Regions from separate parts of the Homo sapiens genome. Here region 1 is linked to region 2. Evidence: chromatin contacts called from ENCODE Hi-C or POLR2A ChIA-PET data. All regions are on one chromosome and are shown on one strand. Each heading gives the region's core, a stretch centred on a gene start or an enhancer-like site at or near the end of the contact. The rest is flanking DNA. Distances are from core to core; before and after follow the strand shown.

What was found. A loop is a pair of places that touch in the nucleus more often than their neighbours do. ChIA-PET counts read pairs that join two places held with the same protein, here RNA polymerase II (POLR2A). Pooled maps may share reads with other maps.
Region 1: a loop to region 2 is called in a map of ascending aorta, with 4 times the contacts of the local background. The contact joins two enhancer-like sites. A Hi-C loop is called at or near these places in 2 of 168 maps with a recorded cell type or tissue (IMR-90 and ascending aorta) and 2 of 50 pooled maps. POLR2A ChIA-PET finds 5 or more read pairs at or near these places in 2 of 52 experiments (activated T-cell and naive thymus-derived CD4-positive, alpha-beta T cell).

The regions. Positions count from the first base shown.
Region 1 is chr15:25,668,565-25,674,763 of GRCh38, forward strand. It overlaps a transcript of ATP10A not described here. Among named protein-coding and RNA genes, the nearest start is that of LINC02250, 93 kb to the left of the region's middle. RefSeq lists enhancers at 4,143-4,851, 4,852-5,559. Within about 2 kb of position 1,552, at least 11 of the 41 ENCODE cell types and tissues checked have a DNase peak (open chromatin) inside an H3K27ac peak, as active enhancers do; they include ascending aorta, where a contact is called at or near this core.
Region 2 is chr15:25,715,136-25,721,678 of GRCh38, forward strand. It overlaps ATP10A (ATPase phospholipid transporting 10A (putative)), which reads right to left. Exons shown (of 21, transcript NM_024490.4): 7 at 6,522-6,543; 8 at 3,047-3,264; 9 at 1,595-1,789. Among named protein-coding and RNA genes, the nearest start is that of MIR4715, 130 kb to the right of the region's middle. Within about 2 kb of position 2,401, at least 2 of the 41 ENCODE cell types and tissues checked have a DNase peak (open chromatin) inside an H3K27ac peak, as active enhancers do; they include ascending aorta, where a contact is called at or near this core.

The DNA of each region.
Region 1 (6,199 bases), core at 302-2,801, 47 kb before region 2:
AAGCCCAGTGCCTTCTCCTGATGCCAAGATCACATTCTCACCCACTCTGGTTTAGCTCCCCCCACCCCAGCCTGCCCTCCCTTCCTCCCCCACCAATGCCAGCCTCTGCCCCATGTGGCCCCTTCGCAGCGCTTGTTGACACACCTGACACAAAGCTCGTGTCTCCAGTAACGCACCAAACGTACCCAGGACAGGGCCCAAGTGTGAAGCCGTGAGCGCACTGAGGGTGCTGCAGGGGCACCCAGGCCTGGCACAGGCGTGCTTCTCAGTGCACATTTGTTGAATGCGTGAATGAATGGATGAGTGAATTGAATTAAACAGTAGGTGCCACATGAACCCTGATTTAGAAATAACATGGGGCCCACAGGAATTACCTTTAAAGTGTTTATTTTAATTTATCTCCAAAGGCCAGGATTTGAGAAAGACAATCGGTATGTCTATGCACAAATGGAATTCATATTTTTGACTTACATGTGGAAATTCCTGTTTGCAGAACCTTTCCTCCACCAAGATCCTAGAATGTAGTCAGGAAGACTCATGCACCAGCCTGCCTGGGCTCTAGTCCCAGCTGCACCGCTACTGCCATGTGACCTGAGCACGTTAATTACCCTTTCTGGGACTTGATGTTTCCCATCTGCACATTGGGTGAAATTAGAATAAATTTTACAGGCTTTTGTGAGGGCTGAGGCGGTCCATCTGCATAAATCACTTTGATGGATGTCTGCCTCATCATGAGAGACACGTCAGGCAGGCGCTTGGAGGGTGCTGGTTCATTTGGTTTTGAAATGTGTGGGTGTCACATCACATTAGGTGGCCGATCTAATGGCCCTAAGGGAAGGACCTGAATTCCTATCCCAGCCTCCCCACACCGCAGTCAGCTGACTCCAAAGCATAGGGATGCAGGCAGAGATGAAACCGTGTATAAAATACATTTATTTAGATCCAAGAATACGGTTAGCATCCAGCTGCTCCTCCCTCCACCTAACTGTGTAAGAACCAAGCTGCCACACAGAGAAACCTTGGTGCTTCTGCTTCGAGAGAACCAAGTTCATATCATCTCCATCTTAAACACTTTTGTTAAAGCCGCATACCGAGCACACGTATAGCCATGGTGTGTGTGTGTGTGTGTGTGTGTGTGTGTGTGTGTGTGTGTTTGAGGGTGGCATTTGGTAAAGCCCTCTCAGAGGTTACTTACATGCACCTTCAGCCTGTGGGCACTCACTCACCATCACTTTGCTAGACTGTGCTTTACACTGTGCTATGCTTAATAAGAGCACATGGAAACAGCTTTTTAAAAAAGGTGATTATATGTAACTACATATATATGTGCATTTAGGAAAACATGGGACAGTTGTCTTGGAGACAACATCCTCATTTAAAGAGACCACTCTTAGCCCTGGGCTGGGGTCTCTGCATTTGATTCCCACCCCTGGCTGGATTTGGGAATCCCTGTCAGGGCTGGGGGAGGGAACGAGGGAACCACCAGAGGGAGGGGACATGTGATCCTGGTTCCTTGTGCAGGATCCCCAGCAGGGAGGCTGCAGACAGCAGCAGCCGCAGCCCCACGTGGCCAGCCCGCGTGAGAAATCCAGGCTGAAAATAGCCTAGAGCCTCACACTCTACAGCTCAGGGAGGCACGATTTTTCCTGTAGGGTTCAGAGCAGCGTTAGGAGAGCACTGATGAAATTGCGGCACACCAGAAGCATTGGCTTATTCTTATATGTCACTGGAATACACCGCAGGCTTGCTTTTCCTTTAACTCCAGTGCCTTCTGATAAATCTGGAATGTGCATTGAGGAATGCCGGGGCGGGGGGGCATTTCCTGGGTTCGGGGGCTGTGAAGACCTCTCCCCAAGCCCCTGCAGAGACCAGGCTTTGTGTACACAGCCTCTTCCAGCAGGAGGGCTCCCAGTCTCTGAATGTGTCACGTACACTTCCTTTCAAGGGATCACTATGCGGCTGCATGCTTAGGTGTAGCCGAGAATTGAGCTCCTTCTTCACACAGAGGAATATCGTATTACCTTTCTTTTTTCAAAAAACAATGTATATTATCTTCAGCAATAAAACTGCATGGTTTGCTCTCAGGGCATGATTCAAGAACAGACCAAATAAAAGGGGCCTTGGAGGATCTTTAAAAAATTCCAGTTTTAGTGTATAGACCTAATGGAACCTCCTTTTATTGAATCTATTTATAAACGCTCAATCCAATTGCGTGGATTTGGAAAGCTAACATTTTCAACACGAGACAGCTGGTGGAATGTGTGCTCTTAGTTCTAAGAATAGGTAAATCCCAAGGAATATAGCTGTGCTTCCTGTTGTGAGATGGTGCAGATGTTCTAATAGCGAAGATCAAAATGACATTTGCCAGTTATGAAAATCATCCTCAATTAACCGTGAAAAATACTGTCTCGTCTATCAGATAATTTCTCCCTCTCTCTCCTCTCTCATTTCTTGTATGGGATTTTTGAGATGGAAACTCCCCATCTTAGTGGGAAGGGAGGGGATAAGGGGCAGAGAAATAAGAAGCGAGTATAAAGTATACAAGATGCTATCATGAGGCAGTAGTTCCTGCAAAGGAAATACAGTGTGTGTACAGCAGAAGTGTCTGGCTTAGGGTTGGGGAAGGTGTCCCAGTTTATGTCTGCAGAGGCCGGCCGGGTGCCCCAGGGGAGCTGTCCTGCCCAGCGTGGCTCTTCTGATGGCTTCCGAGCCCCTGGCTGTCAGCCCCCAGTTTTCTCTGAGAGAAAGTGGGAGCTAAAAATAGCAGAATGACTTGCACTGGACCTCCACATCCACGTGTTTCCTGCATCTCCGGCCATAACTCAGGACAGAGATTTATGGCCACCTGGGTTCCAACAAGTTACTCAGGGTTTCCCAGTCAGAGCAGACACATTTGCTGTCATGTTGATTTTACAAGGAGATGAACTTTCAGAGGCTCTGAAAGTGAAGGGTGATGAGGCAAGCCCTGCCACCAAGCAGGCTCAGGCTGGAGGCTCTGGAAGCCTCTCTGAGCTCTGTCTCGGAATCGAGTGCTTTGAAAATATTTTGATCTAAAATTGTATTCCCTAAGGTGCTCTTGCCTCTTTTTTTTTTAATTAAAAAATTGTTGTGGTAACTTGCACATACATCAAATGTATCATTTTAACCGCTTTAAAGCATATAGTTGGTTCCGGGGCCTGAAGTACCTTCATGCTGTTGTGCAACCAGCACCACCATCCATCGCAGAGCTTTTTCATCAACCTAAATGGAAACTCTGTGCCCATTAAATACGAACTCCCCTTTCCCCTTCCAGCTCCTGGCCACCCCCATTCTACTTCCTGTCTGCACAAGTTTGACTACTCTAGGCACCACATGTAGGTGGAGTCACATCATCTGTCCTATTTTTTTCGTTTGTTTGAGAAGGGGTTTCACTCTTGTTGCCCAGGCTGGAGTGCAACGGCACGATCTCGGCTCACTGCAGCCTCCACCTCCTGAGTTCAAGTGATTCTCCTGCCTCAGCCTCCCAAGTAGCTGGGATTATAGGCGTCCACCACCACGCCAGCTAATTTTTGTATTTTTAGTAGAGACGGGGTTTCGTCATGTTGGCCAGGCTGGTCTCGAACTCCTGACCTCAGGTGATCCACCAGCCTCAGCCTCCCAAAGTGCTGGGATTACAGGCGTGAGCCACCGTGCCCGGCCCGTCCTTTCGTGACTGCCCTCCTTCACTCAGTTTCCTGTCCTCTAGGTTCATCTGTGTTGTACATGTGTTAGACATTCCCTCCTTTTAAGACGGAATAATATCCCCTTCTATGTAGAGTCCATATTTTTGTTTATTCATTCATCTGTCGGCCGACATGGGCTATGTTTATCTGTTGGCTATTGTGCAGAATGCTGCTATGAATATGGCAGTGTAAATATCTGTGTGAGTCCCTGCTTTGAATTGCTTGGGTAGGTACCTGGAACTGTAACTGCTGGATCAGATGGTCATTCTGCCTTTAATTTTGGGAGGAATTGCCACATTGTTTCCCACAGCAGCTGTGCCATTTTGCATTCCTTCCAGCAGTGCACAGGGCTCTGGAGCTTCCACATCTTCACCAGCTCTTGTCATTTCTTCATTGTTTAAATGATCCAGAAAGCCTTCTTAATGGGGGTGAGGTGCTATCTCACTGTGGTTTTGTCTTTCTCTATTGATTAGTGATGTTGAGTATGCCTTGACTATCCTTGTTATGAGATTTTATATGAATGATTACCAAAACAATGGAAAAAACTCTTGTAGGATATGTTTGGTGGTTGTTTTCGAGGGTAGACCGAGGGTAAGGGAAATCATGGTGCCTGGGAGGGAGAAGGGGTCCTAGGGCAAGACGAGGTGTGCGGAGGGTTACTAGTTTAAGGACTAACCTGTGGTCACTGCTCCTGAGACACTTGTACGGATGTGTGCACGGCCACATCCCAAGCGTAACATCCTGGGGTGGGACGAGGAGAAGGAGGGTCACAGGGGCAAGGGCCAATGAGCAGGGCCAGTGAGCAGCATGCAAAACCATACCCAGGGCCCCTCAGGGGCTCTGAGGGCTGCAGGGTGGGCTGCCACTCCAGTGGTCAGCCGTCAGGATGAACTGGAATCTCATTCCAACGTGGAGGGTGGGTTTTACAGGAGCAGCCCACTCCGGTTGAGCGAGGTAGCTCAGGCAAAACCTGCTGGACTCCCCCTATGCGCTGGGCAGGGGCGGAGGAGGCCCCTGCTACCCACTGTCATGGACACTCCTTGGCAGAAATTTCAAACAAGCGTCGAGGAGAGGTGGGGCTTCCTGGGTGTCGGTCTTATACAACTGCTGCTCCCGTGCAGCAGCCAATGGCTTTCAGCTACATCAGCTGCAAAAGAGGTACATTTCTGTCAGAACTGTCCTCATTCTGCAATTTGCTCTCTTCAGTTTCAAACTACTCTAATGTGTCCTCACATGTGTGGCCACACACATAGGACTTTCACAAGCATGAACTGGACCCGACAGCTGGGGGACGACGTTGCCCTTCCAAGTGACGGAGATGTCACTCTGCAGTGGGCCGGGCTTCCAGAGTAGAGCGTTCTGAAGGACTCACCCTTCGTCACTGTCACCCAGAGAAGGCCTTGCATGCCCTTTCTTGTCTGCTTTGGCTCATTTTTGAGACTGCCATGCCCAGAAGTCCTGAGAACAACAAACTATTTTTTTTTCTTTGCATTTAAAGAAGGGAGGGGATGGCAATGCTTCTCTCTGGGAGTCTTTGGTGAAATCCACAATTTCCACTGGGCTTCTTAGCCCTGTCTTGGCAGCCTGGCTGGGCTGCCTCAGTGCCCCACCTGTCCAGAGCTGTCCTGCGTGTGCAGGTGCCGAGGGAGACAGCTGTGAGTGTGTAGCAGTGATGGGCATTCACCTAGTGGATATTTCCCGGCTCCAGCTGTGCTGTGTTTGGGCCACGGAGTGTGATGGGAGACAAGGAGGTTGCGTGTCCCTGGACAGTTACCGCTGTTACACTGATGAAAAGAACGTGATGGCAAGCCTTGGTGTGTGTCCCCAGCCTGGGACGCTCTCCATCAAAGTGCATGTGGGCATGAGTTGCATGGTGCCCTGACGCCCCTGCAGGGTTGGAGGGCAAAGAAGAAGCTCACCCAGGTCCCCTCAGGCTTGCTGGGTGATGAGGCAGAGCCACCCATGCACCGTGGGGTCAGGGCTCTGGAAGTGTTTTCCAAACAGAATAACCATGGCAGCCTCTTGTACCCCAAAGGCCTGAGAGTGAGTCTTCATCACAGGCCTTGAGCTTGGACAAAGGAGATTCAGGATGAGAAAGACGCTTGGCACTACCTGTCTACACACCTCTGCTGTCTTCCCAGCGTAGGGACTGCTGTTGATAATAAATGACGTCTGGTTAACTCAGACGGCCCAGCTAGTCAGGATCCCCTTCTTTGTTTTATTTAGTGATTGTGTCCCTGGCCAGGCCTCTTTAAAATTCACGGCTTCGGGAATAATAAATAAATAAAAAGAAACTTCACAGCTTCATTCTGAAGGCATAGATGGGTCAGCCCTGGCTGTCCAGAACATTTTTGCATTTCTCTCTGGATTATTTGCTGGACAGCTGGTCTGTCTTACATTATTTATTATTTTTTTGTCATTTAACTTTGAGATGCAAAGTTAACATCTGTAAAACTAAAAAGATAGCCTTTTCTAAAATAATTAAATTATGAGCTAGG
Region 2 (6,543 bases), core at 1,151-3,650:
GCATCCTAAGTTGTGAATTACAGTAACAGCCTCCAGAAAAATCAGGTGTTTGGTAAAGCAAGGTGCATAGAGCCAGATTTTGATACAGGTGCTTTTCCTTTGGTCTTGTTATGACTTTAAATACGCTACATAGCCAGCTGGGAGACATAGGCACCTGCACAGCAATCCCTGCTGGCTCCAAATGTCCTCGAAGGTGGCGCTCACCAACCAATATGTGGGAATAGAAATGCACCCAGAGACATCTTCACCTGCAGCCTGAGTGTGGGTGATTGATAGGCTGTTCCCTAGGTGGAACTCAAGCCGTGTAACCTTCAGCACAAGCCTCAATGACGCTGCCATCTCTCACCCTTCATTTAACATCTGTCAGTCAGGGTCTAGCCCAGAAAAGGGGCACTTCCTGCAGGGATATACACCAGAAGGGTTTTTAATGCTGGGGGCAGAGCCCAGAGGCCAGATGGGAGATGCTGAGGCAGCCAGGAGATGAACTGCAGCTTCGGGAAGCAGCTCCAGCCCAGGGCTGCCGGCCTAAGCCTCAAGCCTGCTGGTCTCTGAGTGGCAGGCCTGTCCACTTGGGAGTCACTGGGTCCAGGTACTGCCAGACATGCTGCTGCAGCAGAGAAAATACAGGCCACCTTGTTCACCCCACATCGCCTGCGGAGGGACCTGCTGGAAGGGCAGACCCAGGAGGCTGGGAAGGGATCCTGGGAGAGTCGGGGGCTGGGAGGTCTATGACACACACCTACCCCATTCAACATTCAAAACTGCCTGGTTCCATATGCATATCACGCTTCCGTGCCCCCTACACTGCCTAGCCCACTGTAGGGCTTTCTGGGGTGCACTGGGTGATAGAGGAGCTTTCACACGTGCAACCTTTCCTCTCTCAGGAGAAAACCTTAATGTCAGACTGAACCAAAACCAATTTGAGCATTGCTATATTTCCAGTGTCCTAAGTAGCCTCTGATCGATTCTCGACCGCTTTTCATTGAAGAACAATCTTCGATGCCCCATAAATCCTCCCCATGGCCCCACGGCCCAGGCGGGCACCCCAGGCACAGGGAGGAGGCCAATGTGTCTCCAGCTGCATGGCTGGTAGAGTCAGGGTCCATGTGCAAGCTCCTCGTCCCAGAAGCTGGGCCCCCGGCCTGTCTTGTCCTCTCTCCTGTGTGGATCTGGGACCCTGAGGCTCGGGGAGGTTGTCCTGGGTAGCCTCCCTCTGGCCCTGCCCCAGGCCAGGCAGCGAAGGAAGGACCCAGGCAGGCAGGGCCTCCACACACCCACCTGCCTACCTGAGGCTGGCCTATCTGGCTGCCCTGTGTCCCTCCCCTCCCAGGCTCAGAAGTCATCTCTGGTGGGCTGCCCCCTCCCACTTGGCCCCAATCATAGCCCCTGCCCACTATAGCCTGGGGCCAACGCTGCAGAACCACAAGCACTGTTTTGCCCAGTATGAAGCACCCCACCGCATCCCCCTTAGGTCACGATGTGCCAAGAGCGCTTGCTGCAGGAAAGGGAAGGGCGCCTGCCCTCAGGAGGACTGACAACCATGGCCCGCAGCGCAGAAGGTCAAGGTCAAGCTCAGGGACCCTCCAGAACTTGCCTTTGTTCGTGGCTGATCCGGGGACGTGACGACGACTGTGTTGCAGATGGTGAGTGCGATGAAGAAATCAAAGACGTCAGACAGCTCAGGCGAGAGGTGGGCCAGCAGGTGCTCCTGATGCCTCGCCACGGCTAGGCTCTTGTCACACTCACTCACCTTCTCCAGCAGCTTTGGGTCGGGCGTGATATCCTTCTCCTGGGAGAAAGGGAGGCTGGCAGTGAGTCCCACCCAGTAGCCTGCCGAGGATCTTGGGGCGTGACTATTTAAGGTACTTTGATTTTATTATAAGCTGTAAACAGAACTTCATCTCTCATATACATATATGTCATTTTATAATTGTAAATTACTTACAATTTTAATTGCACAAAATATACAGAGCTTCTATCCACTTTGTGAAAACCATGCTTCAGCATTGCCCTCTAGTCTTTTCGCTCTACATTTAAATTTCACATAATCAAAATATTTTATATACATATTGGTGGTTTCCATTTTCTCCAAAACATTATTAATTGTCTGAACTTTTCCAGGCTTTTAAGAATTATTTAAAAACACATTTTAACAACTTGAAAATGGATATGTCATCATTTATTTGACCATCCCTTTATCACTGGATATTTAAATTTCTTTCAGTTTTGCTGATGTAAATTACACATTGATAAACTTCCATATGTAGCAATCCTTGGCTGAATCGCTAAATTGCTAGACGAGAAAGTTTGAATACTTTAAATACTCTTGACTCATACTGAAAAATGCTGTCAGGAAACCTTGTTCCAGTGCAGCCTCCCTCCTGCCAAGCGTGAGAGCCCCCACTCCCAGGGGCCCTGTAGAAACCCACCAATCAGCGTCCAAAACTCGAAATCAGCCCTATTTAGATGGCAGCTTCTCTGTGGGTTTAGAAGCACATGAGAGAATGAGGCCACCACAGAGTAAGCAAGGGGGATTCATCCCCTCTGCTGCATTGGTAAAACATTTCAGAAGTGAAAGGCTCTTTCAGAGGTTATTGCTCACTTCTCGCCTCTCCGTGCTGGATGATGGTGGTCCATTAATGTCTGGGCGGCTGACAAGGCCAGGCAGAAAGTATTTTATGGATTTGGGCTCGTCTAATTAAAACTCCCTTGGGAGGGGTTGGCTTTGCTTTTTAGCGGTTGTCATCTTGTCCTGAGGTTTTATTTGCTTCATTTGGCAGCACGGGCTTCCTCTTTGTCACCCTTTCTGGGTGACTTGCCAGCAATCAACCAGCCTTAGAAGCCATGCAAAGGGGCCATGTCAGTGTCTTGGAAAAGACGACAGTGGAGAGAAAGTGTTGGCCAGAAAAGCTTCTGCTGAGTAGAGCCAAGCCGCCCAGCGACAGTGTATTTGTAGGATTAAATATAGACACCTTCCATGAGCGGGGGATGGTGAAAATGGGGAAGAGACGTGGCAGCACCCTAGCAGGAGGCCCTGTACACTCACCATGGGGCTGCTGAAGGCCGTGTGCTTGGACAGCATGCTGGCCCTCTTGGCCTCGGCCCGGCTGCCCGTGCGCCGGTGGGACTTGGTGCTCTGGGTTCTGTGCACCACCCGGACACTCTGGTGGCTGCCGATGCTGCCGCGCTGGGACACCGAGCCCCCTCTGGGCACCACCTCCTCCTCCTCCGAGTCTGCCTCTTGGTACCTGGCCAGACGCTGCGCTGCGGGGAGAGGGCGCAGGGTGAGGCATCATGGGGGAAGGCTGGGCGGAGCAGAAAGAAACCATTCAGTGTGTTTTAGGTTCCGCGAGGCTTCCGGCAGGGCAGCCCCACAGGATTCACCACCCTTGCTCTCTAATAGCAAGGCACGGAGAACATCCTCAGTCAGCTGCAACCTGGGGAGGTTGATATTCTCAACTCTGTTTCACAGAGACTGACTTTCATCTCAGAGAACGTAAGGAGCTTTCTAAGGTCGCACAACTTAGGGGAAGGGGAACGGGTTGACGTCCAGCCGGTCTCTTCAGGTAGAGCCTAGGTGTACATGGGGTAGGGTGGCAGGTGGCCGGGAGAGGGAGGCAGGACAGAGGGTGGCAGGCCTTCCAGTCATGCTGGGATGACGGTGCTCACCTGGTGCTGAGCTCCTTGCCCACATGGACGGTGGCCACCATCTGCTCCTGTCTGGATGAAATGCTATGGCACAGGGGGGCTCACACTCCCAGATTGCACAGCTTGGACCCCTACAGCTAGGGTTTGGACTCAGCTTTGAAACTCCATCCAAGATGATCTTGACTGTGATGTTGCCCTGCTGAGCAAATTCCCCATGACCTGGTGAACGCTGGGCAAATCCCCTTTAGAGGTGCCTGCGCTGTGGCTTCTTGCTAACCCATGGCTCTGAACCAGTTTTCTGGGTTTTGCCCAGGGAGGACAGCTTGTTTCACCGTGGATGAGCAAAATGGAGACCATTCATGAGGATTACTTATCAGAACAACCGTTTAATCAGAACTTCAAGCACAGGCATGGTGCTGAGTCAAAGCAGCAGGGGCCTGTCAAGAGGCCGGAGAAGGAGATACTTATGGAGCCGGCCAGCCGCGTGGACCACTGCGCATCTCTTAATAGACCCTCTGTGAGAGATGAGAAAAATGGGGATAAAAAAGGGGAAGTCACCTGCCCACCATCACAAGGCTGAGTACTTGCCAATGCCAGGATTCCAACTCAGGGAGATCCTAATTCCAGGAGCAGATGCCCCGCAAATGCCTCCCCAGCTCTCGGGTGGCATCAGCCCAGTGCACCGGAAGCAAGGACGCACAGAACCTGGACACATGACTCTGTCCAGCATGAGGTGAGGGGCTGGGCTTCAGCTGCCAAGAAAGTGGACTGGCCCATCCCACCCTCCCCCAGCAGTGGTCCCGCACATCCGGAGCTCCATGGAGCCATCCTTCAGGGCCCCCTCCTTCCCTCAGAGGCTGTGGGGGCCACGGCTGGTATGTTGGTGTTCTGAAGCAGTTTCTGATCGGCAGTGGCCCCTGGGATGCCTTCCATGTCCCCAGGAAAGATGAGGCCCAGGAGCAGGTAATGCCCCCTCCTGGGCATGCACAGCCAGCTAGCTCCAGGTCATCTTGCCAAGCTGTCAGAGGGGGCACACCCAAGGCTTCCACAGCCGGTTCTGGTACGTGAGCAGGGCTTGGGGCTCAGAGTCCATCTGAACTCCTTTATGAGTGACATCTGGAGAGGTCAGATCATAAGATAACTGGCTGATGACGCTCCTTGCCTGGGTGCCTGTCAATAGCTAGCTGATCCAGGCACTTCTCTAAAACACGCTGCTGAGATGTATGTGGTTTCATTCATCACCAGGAAGCTCCCTGTGTCTTGAGGCAAGGAAACCCTCTGGTTTTATGGTAGCATTTGGCAACTGTCAGAATCTTTCTGTAATCTTAGTTGGGATCCTGCCCCTGGGAGCCTAAGCTTCCAACTTTATTATTATCTTTTAAATGTATTATTATTATTAATGGATAAATCAGTACTGTATACATTCATGGGGTGCAATGTGATGTTCTGATGTATGTGTACAATGTGGCATGATTAAATCATGCTAATTAACAAATCTGTCACTTTGCTTGCCTATCATGTTTTTATGATGAGACAGTTAAAATTTACTCTCTGAGTCGTTTTGAAATGTGTAATACATTTTTATTGCCTCTGGTCACCTGGCTGTGCAACAGATCTCAAAACCTATTCCTCGTGTCTATCTGAAACTGGGTCTCGGCTTTAAGGGCTGCTGTAGAACCGACTGCCCGGGTCTCTGATCCCCTCAGGACTCTGCTGAGTTCTGTTTTTGAGAAGAGCACAATGCACTGTGCTGTACCAGGTTTAGCAACTATGGGAGGGGAAGGGGAGGAAGGAGGGAGAGGAGAGGAGGGTAGGAGAAGGGAAAAAGAGAGGAGAGGGAGGCCGAAGGAGGCTGGTGGGAGGGAGGATGGGTGAGTGGATGGAGTACTGTCATGATTATCTATTTTGGGTGGCAAATAAAACTTTAAACAAAGTGGGTAATTTCCTCTGCCTTCTGTTTACTATGACTGCTTTCATTTTGTGTTGAGGAAGACTGTGGCTATCATGATAATCCTTGGTTTTATAAATCTCACAAAAGTGTCAAGTAAACAACAGATGCTTCCCACCAAATCCTTCTAAAGAGCAGCTTCCTAGTCATGCCCGCTTGCGTTCCCTCTGTCCGGTTTTAATTTGCTGTTTCTGTAGCATGGACTCTGTTTCTGTCACAGGCAGGAAATGGACCCCAGGCTGCAGTGCAGGGTGCCCACTCCCAGGGCGCTGCAGCCCCAGGCACAGTGGTGGCGGGGACCCTGGTCCATGCCCTCTCCTGACTGGGGTGGGGCGCTGGCTGCAGTCACACCCTGGGATTCAGAAGCTGGTGTCTCCCCAGAGACACCAGGTTGGAAGGAGGCAGCCACAGATAAGGAAGGGAGAGGTGGGAGTGGGGACCGCTTCAATAATTGGGAGTGAGGCGATTCATCTTTCTAGTTCCCAGGAACACTGTTCCAGGGAAGAGAACGAAACATGAATTAGCCAGTGCCCTTCTGAGGATTTTATGACTAGAAAATGGATGGATGACAACAGAGACATCTCTCTGTCCCTTGGTGTGGCAGAGCAAGGGGACCGGATGCCTTGGGAGTGAGCTCCTTGCGGGTGGCTTGCCTGATTGCTTAGGCGGATGCCTGGCACCCCAGACACTGCAGGAACAGGGCGGGCGGCCGTGCCAGTGCCTGTTCTATAAATAGCACCGGGCTTCAGGCACCTGAGCTGCTGTGACAGCCACGTCTTTATACTCCCTTGAAAATCAGTAATCCCTGAAGCGTGTGTGTGTGTGTGTGTGTGTGTGTGTGTGTGTGTGTGTGTCTCCAAACAATTCTGGATAGGGCAGCTTTCTGGTTCAGCCTGGGTTGGGAGCCCCGCACCCCCAGACTCACCATTTGCATCATGAGAATATTC